2 separate regions of the Homo sapiens genome follow, and region 1 is linked to region 2. Evidence: chromatin contacts called from ENCODE Hi-C or POLR2A ChIA-PET data. All regions are on one chromosome and are shown on one strand. Each heading gives the region's core, a stretch centred on a gene start or an enhancer-like site at or near the end of the contact. The rest is flanking DNA. Distances are from core to core; before and after follow the strand shown.

The links. Hi-C counts contacts between places; a loop is a spot of excess contacts on that map. ChIA-PET counts read pairs that join two places held with the same protein, here RNA polymerase II (POLR2A). Pooled maps may share reads with other maps.
Region 1: a map with no recorded cell type shows a loop between it and region 2 (5-fold over the local background). The contact joins the promoter of HSH2D-AS1 here to the enhancer-like site in region 2. A Hi-C loop is called at or near these places in 1 of 37 single-sample maps with no recorded cell type and 1 of 50 pooled maps. POLR2A ChIA-PET finds 5 or more read pairs at or near these places in 1 of 52 experiments (GM12878).

The regions. Positions count from the first base shown.
Region 1 is chr19:16,138,487-16,141,605 of GRCh38, forward strand. HSH2D-AS1 (HSH2D and RAB8A antisense RNA 1) reads right to left here and starts at 1,429. Exons shown (of 2, transcript NR_199156.1): 1 at 1,249-1,429. It also overlaps a transcript of HSH2D not described here. RefSeq lists an enhancer at 3,000-3,069.
Region 2 is chr19:15,287,338-15,290,403 of GRCh38, forward strand. The region is part of intron 1 of BRD4 (bromodomain containing 4); the gene reads right to left. Among named protein-coding and RNA genes, the nearest start is that of BRD4, 44 kb to the right of the region's middle. Within about 2 kb of position 1,339, at least 15 of the 41 ENCODE cell types and tissues checked have a DNase peak (open chromatin) inside an H3K27ac peak, as active enhancers do; they include GM12878, where a contact is called at or near this core.

The DNA of each region.
Region 1 (3,119 bases), core at 179-2,678, 850 kb after region 2:
TCGCTCTGTTGCCCAGGCTGGAGTGCAGTGGCAAGATCTCAGCTCACTGCACCCTCCGCCTCCCGGGTTCAAGCGATTCTTCTGCCTCAGCCTCCCGAGTAGCTGGGACTACAGGCGTGCGCCACCATGCCCAGCTAATTTTTGTATTTTTGGTAGAGACAGGGTTTCACCATGTTGGCCAGGCTGGTCTCGATCCCTTGACTTCATGATCTGCCTGCCTCAGTCTCCCAAAGTGCTGGGATTACAGGTTTGAGCCACCGCACCCAGCCTGCCCTTGCTATTTTCTTTTCTGCCTGACTGTCCTGCATGTGAACTCATTCAGCATCTGTCTCCTCATAGACTGTGGGCCCTAGAAGGGTGGGGACCATGCCAATCTTGCCTTTTTTTTTTGAGACACAGTCTCACTCTGTGACCCAGGCTGGAGTGCAGTGGCATGATCTCAGCTCACTGCAACCTCCATCTCCCAGTTCAAGCAATTCTTCTGCCTCAGCCTCCTGAGTATCTGGGATTACAGGCATGAGCCACTACGCCCAACTAATTTTTGTGTTTTTAGTATAGACAGGGTTTCCCCATGTTGGCCAGGCTGGTCTTGAACTCCTGACCTCAGGTGATCTGCCCACCTCGGCCTCCCGAAGAGCTGGGATTACAGGCATAAGCCACAGCACCCGGCCCGATCTTGCCTTCTGCTTCATCTGCAGCATCTAGCATGGTGCCCATCCAGAGCTGGGGCTCAGCCAGTGTTTGTGAAATCAATGAATGAATAGAATGAAGGCATTGTAGGAAGCTAAAATCATAAAATTACATCAAGTCCAGGGTTGGGCACAGTGGCTCATGCCTATAATCCCAACACTGGGAGGCTGGGGTGTGAGGATTGCTTGAGCTCAGGCGTTCTAGACCATCCTGGGCAACACAGCAAGACCCTGTCTACAAAATAAAAATTGAAAAATTAACCGGGCATGGTGGTGTGAGCTTGTGATTGCAGCTACTTGGGAGGCTGAGGCGGGAGGATCACTTGAGCCCGGGAGTTTGAGGTTGCAGGGAGCTATGATGGCACAGTGCACTTCAGCCTGGGCAACAGAGTGAGACCTTGTCTCTAAAAAGAATCGCATCAAACCCAGTGTTGGCAGAGCCTAAGGGCTTCCCCACTCCCTGACATGTATGGGCCCAGCATTTTCCCAGCACTAAGATGGCATTGTGGCCACCTCCCCCAAGAGCCACCCCACGTGAATCTGTGAATGGCCCACTTACCAGCTGCGGCCTCTGCTGAGAAGCCCAGATCTGTCTCCCTGGAGAACCTGGTATCAGAGAGAGGGGGCCTTGGAATTCTAGCCCCGTTATCTCCCCATCAGGGCACCTTCGTTTTCCCCTCCACACCCTTCCTTCCTCTGGGGGACGCATGTCCGTTTGCGGGCCGAGGCCTGCGGACACTGAGGGGTGTGGGGGTGATTCTGTTGCGACATCTGAAAGGAAGACGTTAGTTTGTGGGAGACCACATCACCCAAGCAGGTCAGGGGAAGCGAGGTTGGGCCGTTTGTGGTGAGGTCTTAGGGGACTGTGCTAGAGCTGGGCCAGCGTACCCCCATGTTCCTGGAAACTCTAAACCCCATGCAAATAAGAGCCCCGATGGTCAGACTTTCCCAGGAGGATCAGAGAAGTGAAGTGAAGTGAAGGCCAGGCCCGGTGGCTCATGCCTGTAATGCCAGCACTTTGGGAAGTCCAGGCAGGTAGATCGCTTGAGGCCAGGAGTTTGAGGCTGCAGTGAGTTGTACTTGCACCACTGCACTCCAGCCTGGGCAACAGAACAAGATCCTGTCTCAAAAAAATAAAAAATAAAAATAAATAAATAAATACTTCAGGCCTATAATCCCAGCACTTTGGGAGGCCAAGGTGGGCAGACCACTTGAGGTCAGGAGTTCAAGACCAACCTGGCCAACATGGTGAAACCCTGTCTCTACTAAAAATATAAAAATTAGCCAGGAGTGGTGGTGCACACTTATAATCTCAGCTACTGGGGAGACTGAGGCAGGAGAATCGCTTGAACCCGGGAGGTGGAGGTTGCAGTGAGCCAAGATCGCACCACTGTACTCCAGCCGGGGCGATAGAACAAGACATCATCTCAAAAATAAAAAGGCCAGATGCAGCAGCTGACACCTGTAATCCTAACACTTTGGGAGGCTGAGGCGGGAGGATCACTTGAACGAGACCAACCTGGCAACATGACAAAACCCCATCTCTTCAAAAATCCAAAAATTAGCCAGGCGTGGTGGTGGTGCTCCTGTAGTCCCAGCTACTCAGGAGGCTGAGATGGGAGGATCACTTGAGCCCAGGAAGTAGAGGCTGTGGTGAGCTGAGACTGCACCACTGCACTCCAGCCTGGGCAACAGAGTGAGGGGACCCTACTCAAAAAAAAAAGAAGAAGAAAAAGAGATTAGCCACAGAGAGGTGAAGTGAGTTGCCCAAGGCAGCTCAGCCCATGAGGTCTGAGGCCCAAGCCAGAGTCTCCCCCAGGCAAACACAAAGGCCTTGCTTGAATTAAGTCACAACAAAGAGTCCTGATTCTCTCACTCCCAACTCATCTCCATGTGCTGTGCTGGAGAGTTGCCTCTCCTAGCATCTTCACATGATTAAGGAGGGCTATTATGCCCATTGCACAGATGCAGAACTGAGGCTCAGAGAGGCTGAGCAACTCACCTTAGGACACACAGCAGGTGAGTGAGAAGCAGGGCTCCACGTGTCTCCTGCTTAGACCTTGTTGACCACAGAGGGCAGACGAGGTGCTGCTGTTGCCGAGGAGGAGCAGGGGGGTGAGAGAGGCACCCAGGGTGAGCCTGGGGTTATCTAGCCCAGCTGGGCCAGGGCAATAGGCCCTTGGGGAGGCCCCCAGTAGGATCTGGGCCCTTTCTGCCTGAAAGGAGAGGAGGAAGTAGTTTTGTTTGTCTGCCTGGGGTACGAGCACACGGCCAGAGCTGGCCAATCTGTTAGGCACACAGGGCCTGCACCCAGGACCCAAGTGCTGTGTGGGACTTCCCAAAGGGCTTCAGCTTATTTAAAATCAGAAGAAAAAAAACTGAACATCCTAATAATAAATATACAATAAGGAATCCAGCCTGGACCACATC
Region 2 (3,066 bases), core at 89-2,588:
TGTATAGTTTGGTGACATTAAGTGCATTCACGCTACTATGCAATCACTATCTAGCTCCAGAACTTTTTAATTTATGTATTTATTTTCTTTAAAGATGGGGTCTTGCTATGTTGCTCAGGCTGGTCTCAAACTCCTGGGCTCAAGCAATATTCCTGCCTCAGTCTCCCAAAGTGCTGGGACTACAGATGAGCCACCACAACTGGGCGTTTCAGAACGCTTTCACCTTGTAAAACAAACTCTGTAACCCATATATCCACTAAACACTAACTCCCAATCCCTGCCTCTGGCAACCACCATTCTACTTTCTGTCTCTGTGGAAGTGACTCCTATAGGTACCCAGCGTGAGTGAAACCACAAAGTATTTGTCTTTTTGTGGTTGTCGTATTTCACTTGGCATAACGTCTTCTAGGTTCATCCACATTGTAGCACCTCTGAATTTCTTTTTTTTTTTTGAGACAGTCTCCCTTTGTCGCCCAAGCTGGAGTGCAGTGGTACGATCTAGGCTCATTGCAACCTCCACCTCCTGGGTTCGGCGATTCTTGTGCCTCAGCCTCCCGAGTAGCTGGGACTACAGACACGTGCCACCACGTCTGGCTAATTTCTGTATTTTTAGTAGGGACTGGGTTTCACCAACTTGGTCAGGCTGATCTCAAACTCCTGACTTAGATGATCTGCCCACCTCGGCCTCCCAAAGTGCTGGGATTACAGGTGTGAGCCACTGTACCTGGCCTGAATTTCATTCCTTCTTAAGGCTGATTAATACTTCATATTTTGCCTATCTATCCATCCATCAATGGACACAGGTTGCTTCTATAATACCTTTTGGCTACTGTGTATAGGGCTGCTATGAACATGGGCGTACAAATACATGTTTCAGTCCCTGCTTTCAAAGAGAATGCCCTTAAGAAATGTTTGCTGAAGTACACAGAGGTAATATCACATCTGCAACTTATTAAAAGGATTTATGGGTGGCTGGGAAGGATCGCTTGAAGCCAGGAGTTTCAGGCTGCAGTGAGCTATGATCTGCCCTCCAGACTGGTGACAGAGCAAGACCACATCTCAAAAAATAATAAATAAAAATAAATAGAAGAAGAGGAGTGAAACACAGGATCCAGTTATAAACTTGGACAATCACCCATCAAAAATCAGCTCCTTCCCAGAAGATGTTTATAAGGCACAGGCAGAATTCATCCGGAACTGCAGACACTGCCCTAAGCCCATCCACACCCTCCGCTGGCTTCTCCTGCTGGTGTGCAGAGCACAGAACAGCTTCACAGTCTTCCCTTGTTTTTACCAAAGCAGCCGAGCAGCTGGTGCTACACAGGCTGGTGCACTGCCCAGCAGACACACAGGGCCGCCGAAGGGAGGAAGTCAACGCCCGAGGGTGGCCACTAAGCCGTGGCGGGTGCCTGCCCCTGCAGATGGAGGAGGGCTGAGTTCTAAGCACACTACTCTGTGAATGGCATGAATGAGCTCTTTCACTGGCACCAGAGAGAACACGCAACAGTACCATCTGCTGAGGGGAGGGAAAGTTCAGAGGAGCAGGCACCGACTCCTCAGGCTTCCACAGCCACCAGGTCCCCACTGTGTCAAGGCGGCTGTTAATACTCAAGTCCCCTCCTCCACTCCTGAACATGAGAGTTAAACAAAGTCAGCTACAGTCTCTTGGTCCATAACAACCTAGGGAAAGCAAACTACAGAACCACGTTAGAAATGCTTCACGTCTTTTACCTCAAAATACCTTTGTTTAGTAACCCCACTCCCCGACACAGGCCCCATAGCTCTGTTTTCTGGGTTCTGACAACTAGTGCCCTAAGCCAGAGGCCAGGCCCTAAAGAGACAACCTAGGCAGGCTTGAGATGTTTCTCCCACGACCTTTCCAAATGATTCCAGCAGAAAGCCAGACTCCTTAGCTACTTAAAATCAGAAAACAGCTGGGTGCGGTGGCTCACGCCTATAATCCCAGCACTTTGGGAGGCCGAGGCGGGTGGATCACCTGAGGTCAGGAGTTCGGGACCAACCTGACCAACATGGAGAAACCCCGTCTCTACTAAAAATATAAAATTGGCCGGGCATGGTGGCACATGTCTGTAATCCCAGCTACTCAGGAGGCTGAGGCATGAGAATCACTTGAACCCTGGAGGCGGAGGTTGCGATGAGCCGAGATCGCGCCACTGCACTCCAGCCTGGGCAACAAGAGCGAAACTCCATCTTAAAATAAATAAATAAATAAATAAAATAAATCAGAAAATAGATGGGTATTACTTCCCACTCAAAACCACTCTCAAGGTAGCTAGGTTAGTGCAAAAGTAATTGCGGTTTTGATCCAAAAAAAAAAAGAAAAAAAAAAGCCAAAACAGCAGTTACTTTTGCACCATCCTAATAGATCTGATGAAACCAGGAGAATGGAAGCTAGGAAAGATGTGGCTCACAAGCAATGGGAGAAGTGTGCTTGTAAGGACACTGGAGCCCCCCAGCCTCTGGGTTCTGCCCACGGGGCACCACCCACAGCCAGGTCCCTGCCTGCATAGACAGGAAGGAAAACGGGGCCACTTCACAGGGTGCTACAGGGCTCTCAGCAAGGGGCTCAAGTGAGGGAAGGCTTTCCAACGAAGCAGCCTGAAGGGCAAGGAGTAATTCACATTTTTGTTTTAGTTCTTGGAGAGGTTTGGTTTCAAGGCAGGATAGACACATTAAAAACCATATGACTGCCTTAGGCTTAAGGGTAGGGCAGGGGGTCACACGCTAGGCATATGAAGCCCTAATGACAGGTGTGTGTACTTCTGAAACCCAGAAAATGAAATCCCTAAGGACTTCACTGAGGATCCATTGGAGATTAAAAAGAAGCTCCCATCGAGGCCTCCTCCTGCTCGAGTGACATTTAACACCAAGAGTAAGCTGACTGACATGTGGATTATTAAAAGTGTATTCAAAGTCAATGTTAAAAAGTTAGTACTAGACCATTTCAATTCTCTTCAAGACGCAGCACTGACTTAGAATGGAATTTTTGATGCGCCTCCACTAATCCTGTTACGTTAGAAAACAGAAATAGAATTTGTTCCCTTG